2 separate regions of the Homo sapiens genome follow, and region 1 is linked to region 2. A link is an interaction called in ENCODE POLR2A ChIA-PET data of the cell type or tissue named here. Cell type or tissue: GM12878. All regions are shown on one strand. Links, peaks and the distances in the headings refer to the core of each region. The heading gives the core; the rest is flanking DNA.

What was found. ChIA-PET counts read pairs that join two places held together with the same protein. Peaks named below come from ENCODE experiments on the same cell type or tissue, not always from the same donor. Only the 100,000 strongest peaks of a DNase experiment are listed, where the experiment ranks them.
Region 1: POLR2A ChIA-PET joins it to region 2 with 5 read pairs; 2 of 35 experiments call an interaction of 5 or more read pairs at or near these places.

Annotation. Positions count from the first base shown.
Region 1 is chr12:108,518,906-108,524,782 of GRCh38, forward strand. It overlaps FICD (FIC domain protein adenylyltransferase), which reads left to right. Exons shown (of 3, transcript NM_007076.3): 3 at 1-2,305. The coding sequence ends at 570. It overlaps SART3 (spliceosome associated factor 3, U4/U6 recycling protein), which reads right to left. Exons shown (of 19, transcript NM_014706.4): 18 at 5,411-5,601; 19 at 3,309-4,729. The coding sequence ends at 4,552. Among named protein-coding and RNA genes, the nearest start is that of FICD, 6.6 kb to the left of the region's middle. RefSeq lists an enhancer at 5,691-5,877. In GM12878, for the core only: a CTCF peak has its summit at 862 (motif pointing left); no DNase peak of the experiment used is centred there.
Region 2 is chr12:108,690,633-108,699,208 of GRCh38, forward strand. All of the region lies in intron 2 of CORO1C (coronin 1C), which reads right to left. Among named protein-coding and RNA genes, the nearest start is that of CORO1C, 37 kb to the right of the region's middle. RefSeq lists enhancers at 771-1,050, 841-1,522, 1,001-1,295, 2,918-3,430, 4,215-4,274 and 1 more. In GM12878, for the core only: no CTCF peak of the experiment used is centred there; no DNase peak of the experiment used is centred there; H3K27ac peaks cover 2,602 bases.

The DNA.
Region 1 (5,877 bases), core at 1-4,000, 170 kb before region 2:
GCCATGAAGTACATCAACACGACTCTGGTTTCGCGCATCGGCTCCGTCACCATCAGCGACGTGCTGGAGATCCACAGGCGGGTGCTGGGCTACGTGGACCCCGTGGAAGCCGGCAGGTTTCGGACAACACAGGTCCTGGTCGGACACCACATCCCTCCCCATCCGCAGGATGTGGAAAAGCAGATGCAGGAGTTTGTACAGTGGCTCAACTCCGAGGAAGCCATGAACCTGCACCCAGTGGAGTTTGCAGCCTTAGCCCATTATAAACTCGTTTACATCCACCCTTTCATTGATGGCAACGGGAGGACCTCCCGTCTGCTCATGAACCTCATCCTCATGCAGGCGGGCTACCCGCCCATCACCATCCGCAAGGAGCAGCGGTCCGACTACTACCACGTGTTGGAAGCTGCCAACGAGGGCGACGTGAGGCCTTTCATTCGCTTCATCGCCAAGTGTACTGAGACCACCCTGGACACCCTGCTTTTTGCCACAACTGAGTACTCGGTGGCACTGCCAGAAGCCCAACCCAACCACTCTGGGTTCAAGGAGACGCTTCCTGTGAAGCCCTAACCCTAGAAATCCTCAGTGACAAAGGCTGTCCTGAGGTAGGAAAAAAAAAAAGAAACAGCATTTCTAGAAACCTAGTCACTTCCTAAAGCAAAAGGAGAAACATTCTTTACCTCCAAATGTTTTAGTTTTAAAAAAAAAAAAAAACTAAGTTATGAAGCCTTGTCTCTAAAATAACTTATAATTCAACCAAGCTATTTATTTTCTTCTTTGGAGCAAGCTAGTCAGTATTGTATGGTGTCTGCTGTGTCTTGCTGGTGGCCGTGCTTTAGGGGCAACAGTGCCACCATGTGACCAGAACAAAGGTTCTGGAGCAGAATTTGCACTAAGGTGGAGGAGCGGCCAAGAGGTGTGGGACGGGGCCCAGAGCCACTGACATAACTCCTCCAAGTGCTTCTCTGAAACAGGCTGAGAGGTTCTGTGACTGCAACTGGGAAGTCAGACCCAAGTCGCAGCTGAGAGAAATGGTTGAAAGCTCACTTTCTCAAGGTTTAGATTAGTGGTGACTAACTTCCAAGCAAACTTCATAGAAGAGAAAATGAATGCCGACATTCCTTACTTACCTGCAGGAAGACTTTTTGAGCCATAGTTTGCAAACTTTAGTGCCAGCAGCTGTTTTTTTTTTTTTTTTTTTCATATTGAGACTATTTTTCTAATTAAGAATAGGGGGTAGCCATAAAGAGCTGTATGTTGGAGGGGGAAACATGGTGGGCGGGCAGTTTGGTTTTCTTTGTGTATCCGCGTTTCTCTCACACTTCATTTGTAGCAACTCAGGCCAGATGTTTTCGTCTGAAATTCTCTGGGCTTGTCATTCCACCTGTATCGTGCTGCAAACCAGGTGTTATGCTAGTAGGCATCTGCCCTCACCCCTCTGCCTGAGTTTTCTGTAGGCAGATGTTAACCTGAGAAAACAAGTGCCATGTGGACACCAAGTAAGCATTTTTGATAATGAATTAGAGCACCAGTTTCTACTGAATGGAGCAAAAACCTTCAGCCATGGCCAGGCTGCATCCCTTTGGTCCTGGAGTTTCATCTACTTACTGCCATCTTCCACGGTCTTTGCACTGTCCCGTGTCCCATCCCCCTGGGAGGCAGAAGAGATTGCCTCGGAGTGGCCTTATTTTTCTCGCAACTTGTGAAATGATGTAGTGCTCTATGTAATATGGCCGGGTTTCCAAGCTGTCATCCAATGGAAGTAGAATCTTCTCTTTGAATCATATGGTACAGGTGCCAATATGACTGCTGCTATTTAGAGTCAGAGAGGTGGAAGTCACTGGGTCCCTTTCCCAGTGACAGAGCCCATGATGTCTAACACTACTGCACTTTGTCAGTGTGTGAGTGATGGCGAATACGCAGTGTTGTCTCTTTGATTTGGTAATTCCGTTCCTGACAGTAATGAGGCCACTGCTCTAAAGTAGTTTATACAGTTCTTCAGTTGTATAAATAGCACAGAGTAGTTTTTGAAAGGTTAAGAAAAATAAGTGAAAAGACATACACGATATATGAAATGGCTCCAAATGATAATTGTTCAAACCTTTATAAAATGTGTTTTCGTACTCTTATGCTGCCAGAGGTACTTCTTAAAACTCTTCTCGTCTTGGTTTTATAAGCACACCACGGAGGTCTGACAGATGTGCTTGCTTCTACTACAGAGCAAGAGAATTTGCACTTTAGCTATATGTGAAGGATATTATTTTAACAAATTCCTGATTCTAATAAAGTTATTTTATTACATGAATGCTTGAGACTGTCTTATTTGGGAGATGTTCCCATCTGTCATAAGGGCAGTGGGGGTATTCTGACCTTTAGCCCTATTCATAATACTGTTCTGGGAGAGCAACAGATCCAAGATGGTGATTTCCATGGGCAAGAGACCCAGAAGTTGGATAAACCGCCTACCTAGGTGGGCAAGGATGAATTACTGATTTTTTTTTACTAACAAACAGTCAAGTAACTGAAGTAGTTTTTCACATTTCTATTTATCATCAGTTCTGGATTTTCTGGGGAAAACACACAAACCCACTCATGTAGTCCTGGAAATCCATTTCTAGAACAGTCAACACCCGGAACCTAACTGGGTTCTGCTCAAGCCTGAAAAGGTTTGCCCCTGTACCAAGCCTGGGCTGACATCTGCAAGTGTGACATTAAGGTCAGAATACTGGCTGCAGGCAAAGCCAAACCGTTAATGTGAAGCAGCAAAAAGTAAGGCCACACTCACCCATAGTGATATTCAGGGCTCTTCATGTGTCAGGTCCCCAACCATGAGGGCTCTGAGCTACCCAAATCATCACACCAGCTGAACAGTCCATCAGCCTTCCAAGCAGCATCACAGAGAACACTGCAGGAGGAACGCGTGGGACAGCAAAGGTTCTTGCTGCTGTCAATAGCCGCCGCTTGAATTTAATTCAGAAGTAAAGCCTAGTAAAAAGTTGGTTTTGTATAAAAAAGAGATGGAGGGGAACCTACCTTTTAAGACTTAAGAGGCTTACCAACCAATAATTTACAGGGAGGAGAGCTGATATTTGTAGGAAGGTGGAAATTTGAGTGGACAGTTGATGACATGAAGGGATTACCACTAATGTTTCTAGGAGTGAAGGCCTTTCAGTCCTCCTGAGACACCTGCCGCAACATTACTGGATGAGCACAATGACATCTGGAACGTGCCTCAATATAACAGAGGGTGGAGGGGAAACAGACATGAAGGAAGAGGGGCTGGGAGTTGAGGAATGCTGGAAGCTGAATGGTAGGCACACAGGAGTTTATTTTACTGTTCTGTCTACTTTTTAATCGGTTATATTAAAAAATGTTAAGTTAAAAAAATATAGAAAACCCGACTGATGCACAAAAACTTAAACTTACGCAACAGATAAATGAGGAGTTGATTCCCACGACATATACAAGGATTCCCTGACGTCTTTCTCCAGAGTGTCTTAATAAAGCAAGCTTCCCCTACTGAACTGGCCAATGCTGTTGCTGTTTTCAAAGCAGTAAATATTATTTGATAAAAGATGTGAGGTAAAAAAGCTCAAAAGCTCCAGTGTCAAACTGCTATAAAATGAAGACACATCACAGCTGGAATAATTTAAATCAAAGTGACAATGGGATTTGACTTACAAAAGTTCTATTTACACATCTATTAGGTAAAGCAAGGTACACCCACTTCAAAACACATCTGTATGTGAATGCACATCTGAGTACCATTCAGCAAGAAGTTTTGAAGAGAACGTCAGTTTAATAAAGCTAAATGGGGAGAATTGAAGTTTGCATTTGACATGGTATTAAACAAAACCAAAGGGCTGAAACTCATGTTTAGACAACACAGGTCACTAGTCACTAGGCAAAGAAAACAGTCCACAGCAGGTGGCACAAATAATTCCTATACAAAACAAATGTTGCAAATATTCTGCTTTTAGGAAACATGAAACAATGGCTGACATGTCATTTACAAACACATAATATAAAAATGCACAGCCCCATTGAACAAAACTCCAGCAAATGTTTTATAGCTGACTTCCCTCAGACCCACCCCCACAAGAGGCCATTCTGTGAATTACTAGCATCTGCCATTTCATCTTTTAAAATTAAAAGAATGACGGGCACATGTGCTGTGCAGGGTGGAAGAGAAGTGTCATACAAAAAGGGGCCGGAGCTGGCCAGAAACATTTGGACAACTGTGTCTCAAAAACAGTGTGTTCTCGTTTCGCTTCTGTGCCTCAGTCTTTAAGATACAAAACTATCTCAGGACACCACATCCTGGGCCCAGCCTGCAGAGTGGTCACTTTTCTGCCACTGCCCTCAATATGAGGGAGCACTGAAAGGCTCTTGACTTAGAACCCCTTCCCCTTTCTGTCTAAAGCCGAGGAGCCATCTGTGGTTGCGAGCACGCAGCACACCAGGCCTGTCCATCCCCAGTGCACTGCTGGGTGGTGGGAGGTCCGCCGGGCCAGAGTGAAGTAAGGCATTTCCTGTCTCCCAGCGTCCCGTTCACTTTCTCAGAAACAGCTTGGCAAAATCGGCATTGGACATCTTGGGTGCCTCGGTGGCTGCTGGGGCGGCAACTGCAGGAGCCGCGGCAGGGCCGTTCTCAGCCTGAGGAGCTGCAGCACTTGGGCGCTGCAGGGCACGAGGCAGTAGAGACAGCTGCGTCCTTCCCTTCCCCCTCCTAAAAGAGCAAACACTGAATGGACCTTTTGAAGCAACAATTCGTGGCCCCTCATTTATTTGTGAAAATAAGCCAAGACAGTTTTAATATAACCAGAAGTTAAAAGGTGAAAAAAAAAAAGGATAAGATAATCCCTGCCTCCTTAATTCTGTTTATGAAGTAAAAACTGCTTCAACAGACTTGGCCTTGTTCAGTTTTGGCAAAGATCAACCCTGAGCACCAGTCACACTCAGAGGGGATCAGTGTGACTATCACCTCTCAGACCTCACCAGTCACCTGGCAATTCTGCTATCTCCTCCTCATCCCAAACCAGCGAACAGCACAGCTTATGTGGATCATAGCTAGGGCCGTAGACTGGCACACACATGGGTATGAGATTTCTTTGTAAACACACAGATCCAACTGGCAAAGGGGACTTTAAAATAATCACTGCCTTATTTCTGTCTGAAATAAATGACAAGTGTAAATTGGCCAGTACCAGGCAGAGGTCACTGCCTAGGCTTGCATCCTGCTCTGGACGCCTTGCTCCAGTGGAACCACAGTGATTACCACAAGGAACAGCACATCTTGGCTTTTCTGTCCTAACAGGAAGCTAATTCATCCCGGGTTAATCCCCCCGTGATCCATGAACTGGTGCCAGCCAGGACGAAGTTTGCACTAGTCTACCATGCAAGCACTTACGCTCCGTATGTCTGCGGCAAAAGCATGGGGCCACCTGGTGCCTTCCTGGTCTCCGGCTTCTCTGGAACTTTCCTCTGAGGAGGGTTGCTGATTGCCACTTTGATGATGTTCTCTTTGATAGTCATGCCGTCCATCTTCATCACAGCCTGCGACGCCTGGGATTCATTTTCATACTCCACGTAGGCCAGGCCCTGGAAGAGGCAAGATCCAGAACCAAGTCAGATCCCGCAGACTAGGGACGCAACCTCCTCCTGCAGGGCAGGCACTGGGCTTCCTCCCGGAGACCAGCAGACCAGGCCACAGCAAACGACCCACCAACAGGTTACCTTCCCCACCACCGCATCCTCTGTCTACAGGCTTATTTCCCCACCCTACTCTCCTTCCCGAGTGCTGCTATGCACTGTAACTTCAGATAACCCTTCCAAGTTCAGCACACCTTGTACGTGCTGCAGAAGTAGAAAGAAAGA
Region 2 (8,576 bases), core at 2,793-6,792:
AACCAGAGTAGCTGTATTTCCTAACTTCCTGACTTAAAGAATTTATAAAGTGAAAACCTAATGCTTTCTGCTCATTATTGCAGACAAGTAATTCCATATGATGCTTCTGGGCTGAGAACAAATAAAAACTTGGAACCCAAGATGAGGTAGAATCTAGTTAAAATAAAATTGAGCTAGAAAGCAAAAGCTGAAAAGCAGAAGAACTACAGATGTAAATGCAATATGGAAAATTAAAGCATTCAATATCAAATCAGAAAATAGAGAAACTGGTTGTCTAAGCCCTCGTAGTAAGCAAATGACATTGGAGATTGATCTACTGAAACCCTCTGTGAACGCTGAAGAGCTCCAGGGCTAACCCTTCCCATTGCAGCTCTGCATTGGTTTAATCCACAGGTCTCAGAATGAAAATCCACCCTCCTTGGATGGTGGAGATGATAAATAGAAAAATATTACAACTTTTTTTGGGGGGTGGGAGGGGCTAATGCCTTGGGCTCCATGGCTGAGTCAGTTCCACACAAGCAAGAGGACTGCAGTATAGACTCAATTCAGTCAGCCAGAAATGAAACCCAAGTCACCGTTCCTCCAAGAAAGCAGACATGTGTCCCATCACATGCCCTCTCAGCTCATTCTTCCCCAGACTCAACTCAGGTCCCACCCCTAATGGGCGAAGATATTCAACTTGGCAGGAGCAGATGATTTGCTACATGTGGTTATAAGGTGGCTTCTGGGCAAAACCGTGACTCCAGAAATGTGTTCATGACACCTTGAGTTTATTTCAGAGTAATGTGTGTTCAGATACCTTTCTTTACCGGAGATACAGCAGCTTTCCCAGACTGGGGTTACCATGTTTACACACTGAGGGCTTCTGCTGGCAGCAATTGTCAGCCTGCTTAGCACAGACTGGCACGCTCCACAAACCCAGTAAAGAGTTAAACGTTCTTTGCACTTGACTCAGTGGCTTCTCTTCACCACACACTCCCAGATCCCACCATTCTCTGAGCCACCCGTGCAGCCAATCAAAGCAAAGGAAGGAAATTATCCTGGCCGGCTGACAGCCACAGCGCTCTGATGGCCATATATGGTAAAAACCACTGTCAGAGCCCTGTCAGGCCTGCGGGCCGGCTGCTGTGGACATATCAGTGAACTGCAGCAGCAGGAGAAGCTGGCCAAGGAAACGCACAAAGGCTGCCTGCTCATCTCCAGGGGAGGGGGTGGGGTGGAAACCATCATCTGCCAGGGCACACATTCAGTGAGTCACAGCCACTCACTGTCATCAAAAATAGCCCCGGGGTACATTGGGAAGTTCCTTCTGCCAGGACTTTGTGCTCCATTGTTAACTGGGGGTGAGCAGGGTGCCCACCCCACCCCTCCCAGCAAAACTGTGGATAACACAGTCACTAGGAGAAAATGAAAAGGCCCTTCTGTGGCACTTCATGTGGTAATGAGGCCAGGCCGTGCTCGTGTGGCTGGCAGCTCGTGACATAATTTGGAAGTCATTGTTCTGCACCTGGTGCCCTCCCCCTGCATCCTCCACCCCTCCCAGTCCTGTCCCCCAGCTTTTCACGGCCCATACACTTGGCAGTTGAAGGTGCTCCAGGCATCAGACAATCTATTTCAGGAGGCAGTGAATGGGCATCCCACGACATGTCAGGACACTGGCTGGCTCTGAACAAAATCCTCTGCCCCTAACACCAAAGCTACCAAGTGCCAAATGTCCACATCTGTACAAAGGGCTACCGGCACTGCCACTGTTGTCTAAAACAGAGTACCACAATGTGTAGAAATGGAAATTGCCTGTCAGCAATGCACAGTAAGGCAGACATGCAGCCAATGCAAATCCAGCAGGTGCTGGCAAAGACTGTGGATCACACAGAAAAGCACTGTCAGGAGACTGCCATTCCCTCTCAAGTAGCCCATGAAAGAAGGCACTTATCAGCACGGCGCCTGGCACTTAAAGGAAGCCCTCAACAAATGTGAACTGCTGCGATTTCATCACTGTCACTGTGTCCTCACAAGGCATGGTATAGACCAAGTACTTTCCAAACCTAAGACAATTCTCTGAGCTGACAGAATGAAAGCCCTGTCAAGTTACTGTTTTTGTTATTAAACTCTCTAATCCCAGAGAAAGAATGCAAAGGATTCAGTGTCCATTAGACCACAGCTTTTTTTTTTTTTTTTTTTTTGAGACAGAGTCTTGCTCTGTCGCCCAGGCTGGAGTGCAATGGTGCTATCTCAGCTCACTGCAACCTCTGCCTCCTGTGTTCAAGCCATTCTCCTGTCTCAGCCTCCCGATTAGCTGCGATAACAGGCGTGTGCCACCATGCCCAGCTAATTTTTGTATTTTTAGTAGAGACAGGGTTTCACCATGTTGGCCAGGCTGGTCTCAAACTGCTGACCTCAGGTGATCCACCTGCCTCGGCCTCCCAAAGCGCTGGAATTACAAGCTTGAGCCACCGCGCCCGGCTAAACCACAGATTCTATATCCTCCCCCCTAAAGAAAAATTCGTTCACACTCAGTAGAAAAAAAATTAATAAAAATATACATGTACAAATCAAATAAGGACTCAGCAACCTAAGTTCTAATTCACAAACAACCTCACGGTCTTGGACAACCACTCAATTTGGTTTCAATTTCTACAACTGTAGAACAGAGGAATGATCCCACCCTACCAAGTGAAAAAACAGAGACACTGTTCATGAAGGGGACTATCCACGTACGATCTGCTGACATTCTGCAGTCTCATTTCCATCAACGTGACAGAAGTCACTGCTTTTTCCTAAAGATGATACAAACGAAAGACGCCATGTTGATCTAGTTAAAACAATGATTCTAAAATATAAAACAGTGCTTATTCTAGTTCTTTTCCCCATAACAATCAAGGAAAATACCAATTTTGCCAAATTCACACTGAAAGTGAAAGAAAGGGTCAAGAAATGTAGGATTTTCTACCAAAAAGCTATCCTTCAGCTTCTTTTGACTCATAATGTTAGTTCACACTATGCATAAATGATTTGTTTATCTTCCAATCAAACATTCTATTTCTGCAATACTACAAAAATCCACCTAAACTAGACATCCTGGAGTCTGAAGGAGGAATGTGCCTACCACCTACTTCTTTGCCCTCCTAGGGACAGAGCCCCTCTACTAACTTAACAGTTTAAAAGTTGGGTTGGCTCCTCTTCTGTTTCATCTTTAGCTCCTACGCAGAGGAAAAAAAAAAACCTGAATTCAAACCGAACCTTCTCTGTGATGTCTTCCTTACCTTCTAAGCCTAGGGTGAAACTATCTCTCACACCCCAGTGCTAAAGCACTTCATGCACAAAGCACCCCCCTGGAGAGATCAAGCACAGTTGTTGAAGCTTCTTAAAAGCAAGAACCTAGCCGGGTGTGGTGGCTCACGCCTGTAATCCCACTTTGGGAGGGCAAGGCAAGAGGATCAGGAGTTCGAGACCAGCCTGGCCAACACAGTGAAACTCTGTCTCTACTAAAAATATAAAAATTAGCCGGGCATGATGGTACACACCCGTAGTCCCAGCTACTCACGAGGCTGAGGCAGGAGAAGTGCTTGAACCTGGGAGGTGGAGGCTGCAGTGAGTCAAGATCGCACCACTGCACTCTAGCCTGGGGAACAGAGCAAGACTGTCTCAAAAAAAAAAAAAAAAAAAAAAAAAGCAAGAACCCACCACAGGTCGCTGCACATGCAGGCACTAAGGAATGAATATGTGAATGAATGAATGTGATTTTTCTAAAGTACTGTGTTAAATTTCACAAACATTTAAGCAATAGTTAGCTCTTTATATGTACTCTGGTAATATTACTGATAATATTTTTCAAAATCTCAATATGTAATAAGTTCATTGTAAAAAAATATTTTTAAGTGCAGGTAATTATAAAGAAGAAAATAAAACATCACTTTTAGTCCCATCAATGTTAACATTGCACATTATTTCCTAAAAACTAATAACACAATTGAAGTTAAGTACGAGATAATGACTATGATCTTATAACACATTTTTTAGGTTATATGAAGGTACCATGGAATACAGGATAACAAAATCTTGCCATATAGCTTTCTCTTGCTATTGAAAGGAATCCCTCAATTATTCACTTAGGACTTAAGAATGTTTATATGTATATAGATATTATATTTCTACGTAGATTTTTTTCTTAAAGGCTAGGTGGAAATATAGTGTTCAAAACTACCAGAAAGCCTTTTAAGTCACTCTGAATTACTCATATATGAATTGTGTGAACTAACATTATGAGTCACGTAATACAGTCTAAGAATATATGTATTAGTTATCAACTGCTGATTAACAAGTTATCCTAAAATTCAGCTGATTAAAACAATAAACATTTATTACTCACACAGTTGCTAAGGATCAGGAATTCAAAAACAGCTTATCTGGGTGGCTCTGGCCCAGGGTTTTTCACGAGATAGTGTCAGCCAGGGCTGCAGTCACCTGATGGCTTTACTAGGGCTGCAGGATCTACTTTCAAGATGGCTCATCACATGGCTGGTTGAGCTGGTGCTGGCAGTCATCAGGAGGTCCTATGGACCTTGCCACAGAGCTGCTGGAGTATCCTCACAACATGGCAGCTCCAAAAGAGACAAAGTAGCAGCCAGTGGGCTTTTATGACCTAGTCTCAGAATTCACACTCCATCAATTCCACCATACCCTATGGTTACACAGGCTAGCCCTATTCAGTGTTGGAGGCCACCTACCACAATATAGTAAGGCAAGTTTTTGGAGAACCTGCACAAAAGGCTACCATATACATAGCCACCCAGTTTGCATCCTCTATCCAAGTGAGTCAAGAGATCAAGAGCATATAATTCTAACCATTCCCTCCGTTAAGTGAATAATAATTTTAATAATGTGATAACGCAGGCTGTGGTACCAGTGGTATGAAGAAGCAACTAAGAGAACCCAATGGATGAGTTCCTCTGTTTCAGTAAATAATCAAAGGCAACATCTGAGCTGGATAATGAACAGGAAGAAAAGACCACCAAGTATCATCATTAGTGGAATACTGACTGAAATGAATCAAGATCTCTTCCTCAACCAACATGACAGAAACATTCCAAAGCTGCCTTCATCAACCTAGGTTCTATAAGAAATTAAAGTCCTAATGCTCTAATATATGCTATTATAGGCAATGAGCTCTTAATCCTATGCATCTAGAAGACTGGCTATGTATCACCCTTGGGAGAACTAAAAAAAAAAAAAAAAAAAAAAAACAGTCTTTCAAATGATTTTCTGTAGAGCTAAATTCTTTCATAAAACCCTACATGAAAAACTGCAAAATGAGTTGAAAAATTGTTCACAGACATAAATAAAGCAAGATCCCAAATATTCCCACACACAGCTCCTAAAATAAATGGGAGAAACACAGTTGTGTATAAGAAAGTACCACACAGCTACAACAAAGGAGCCCATGGGAGAGAAGAAGAGATCATGACCCAAAAAGCTAACAGAGACCTGGCCATACCCATCCTATCCTGGCCAGAGCAGCATTCTTGTCCCAGGTAGTTTCTGTGAGGGTGAAATCAGCTATCATTCCAATTCACCAAAGTTGCTTCACAGTATTTCACAATACTCAAGGAAGGAAGGGAGAAAGAAAGCAACTTGGGAAGACAGGAGCCATCTAGTTCGCATCCTCCAGCCAAGAGAATGTCAAGAGATCAAGAGCATATAATTCTTACCGATTCCTCCCCCTCTTACTTGTTTAAGGCAGGATTTACAGGCTTGTTGTGATATGAAGTGTGTCGGGGGGAGGGAGGGGACGGGGGGGTTGTATGTGTATCTATCCAGAAACACTGGTGTGTATGAGCCCTCCATGGTTCACAATAGGGAGGGAATGTCTCAGTTCTATCTACGTCACGAGTGTGGCTACTCCACAAAGGAAAGGCTTATTCATGCCAACGTGGTAGATTACACAGAGGGCTGAAAACCTGTGTGCTCTTGAGACAAGGCAGCTTGTGCAGTTGTGGCAAGAAAAAAAAGTATTCCTCATAGCCAAAACCACAAAGCCAACTTATGTTCAGCAAGACTGCTATTATTCATCCTCTGAAGGACTAAAGAATAAGTAAATGCACTAAGCCACACCTTGAAAAGTCATGGCAGAGTGGCAAGCCACAGCTTGATGGAAGCATTACAAAAGAGAGTGGGAATCACGTGTGCTAATCTAAATCAACCCACCTCAGGACTGAGGACTTTCTATATTCCTCCGGCAGTGACCTCTTCAAAAATCCCACTTTCCCTAATAAAACCTTCCTAACAAACACCTCATAAACCATATGCTTAAAATAAGCATACATTCATTCTTAAGTGTGCTGCTTGCTGCATATGTGTGTGTCTTTGTATATGCATGTGCTTTGATGTATTTATCCCTATTACTCTTTTCACTTCAGATTTTAAGTCCTGGAAGACAGAAACCATGTCTAACTTATTTTACATTCTCCCAGAATCTAACCACAAGCCTCATGAGGTTGCAATAAGAAGCCTTATTTACTGCTGACACTAAATAGCTTTCAAAAGAAATTCATGGAAAACCATGTTTTCAAATGGGAGCCTTTCTGAAAGGGTCATAATCCACCTTAATTCCAACGTGTACATATTCAGTATTATTATGTACAGAGTCCCAAACGCATCACCAAAACTAACCTGCCTGTCTATAACCAGAAACAAAAAAGGGAAAACATTCTCAGAAGCCCATGAGATAATTATTAAAAGCCATACCCATCTTTTAAGGTTCGTGTTTAAAATCATGCCAGGCTGCTATCAACATGTATTGGAGCCTAACACACATCTAAACATCATTTCTTGCTATCTTGATTTCAAACATAACTTCATATTATAATTGGGAATTTAGTTTTTCTTTGCCTTTAAACCAAAGCAACACCTCATGATAAAACTATTTCATAGTTGCCAAGACACTAAAGTTGTAGGAGTCTCTTTTCCAGGGTAAAGAGCCCTAGTATTACAAAGCCCTGTACTGAAAAGGGATTAATGGGTTCACCATGTAGTTGGAGTCCCCATCATATTTCTTCTTCGAGGCTGTACTTCTAATGAGGAGACAAACACCTCAGTACCAGCAATCTGCCAGGATGCTTTCTTAGACACAAGTGCTCCTGGAGGGCACAGATGCTGGCACACAGCAGGTACTCTGCTTACAGACAATCAAACCAACTAATCGTATATGAAGACTCACTCATATTGTGTAAACAATCAAATATCAACTGTAAAATGTATAACCATTATTCAAATATTCATGACTATACCAAAATTATAAGGTAGACATCAAGAAGGCAGTCAGCCCCATAGAGAAATGTAGGTTTTCTGATAACATGGAAGATCATTCTATTTTCTACCAGCTACTGATGCCTGGTAACCAGCCAGCATCTCAGGTAGGAACAGCAACTTAGAAGAAAAAAAAGGCAAGTGTCACCTGACACTCCAGGGCTCACGGGCCAAGCCCTGCCATAGCAGATCCTACTGAGAACTACCTAGGCACATGACTGTCATGAGGGACCACAGGACCACTCCTCTTTGCTGGGCTCAGCTTTGCCTTAGTGAAAAAGCAGCCAGGAGTAAAAAGGCATCTACTTGCCAAAGTTATACATTGAATTAGGGGGACAAAAATGGAACAAAACTGTTTTCTTTGCTGAATTTTGAGTACACACCAACTGCACTGGAAATCACTTCATAGCTGAGAACCATGGAAGGTGAGAAGCATTTCTGACATGATCTAGAATTTCCAAGGCAGAAAATAACTTTTTTTTCTTTTTGAGACGGAGTCTCACTCTGTCGTCCAGGCTGGAGTGCAGTGGCACGATCTCAGCTCACTGCAACTCCGCCTCCCGGGTTCAAGTGATTCTCCTGCCTCAGCCTCCTGAGTAGCTGGGACTACAGGTGTGCACCACCATGCCCGGCTAATTTTTGTATTTTTAGTAGAGACGAGGTTTCACCACGTTGTCCAGGCTGGTCTCGAACTCCTGACCTCAGGTGATCCGCCCGCCTCAGCCTCCCAAAGTGCTGGGATTACAGGCATGGGCCACTGTGCCCGGCCAGAAAATAACTTTTATACACAGCTGCTTATGTTACAGAGAGAGAAACAGAGGAGCGGAAGGATAAAGAGACACATCCACGTCCCACTACAAGTCAGTGACTGAGCCAGGACTGAACTCCACAGCTCATCAATTCCCAGATTTGTGATCTTCCCTCTATGCCACATTGACGCTAAGAGCTAAATACACACACTTTAATACACAAAAATCTCACATAGTACTCATGAACCTATCGACTATAGAAACCCAAGTATTGATCTTATTTCCAATGGCTGTCACAGGGCTTAGCTTATACCAATGTCACCTCCTCTAAAACAAACTCATATTTAAGGAGCAAAGCTAGACAGACAGTATTATAGCCTGGGAAAGACCCTCGATGCTCCTCTAAAAAGCAACACCTCATCTAAACATGACAATTTGTAAAGCAACTTATTCTATCCTAGTTCCCATAATGCTGGTTAAAGAATGAAATACAAGGACACATTCATTAAGTGTAGGTCACTG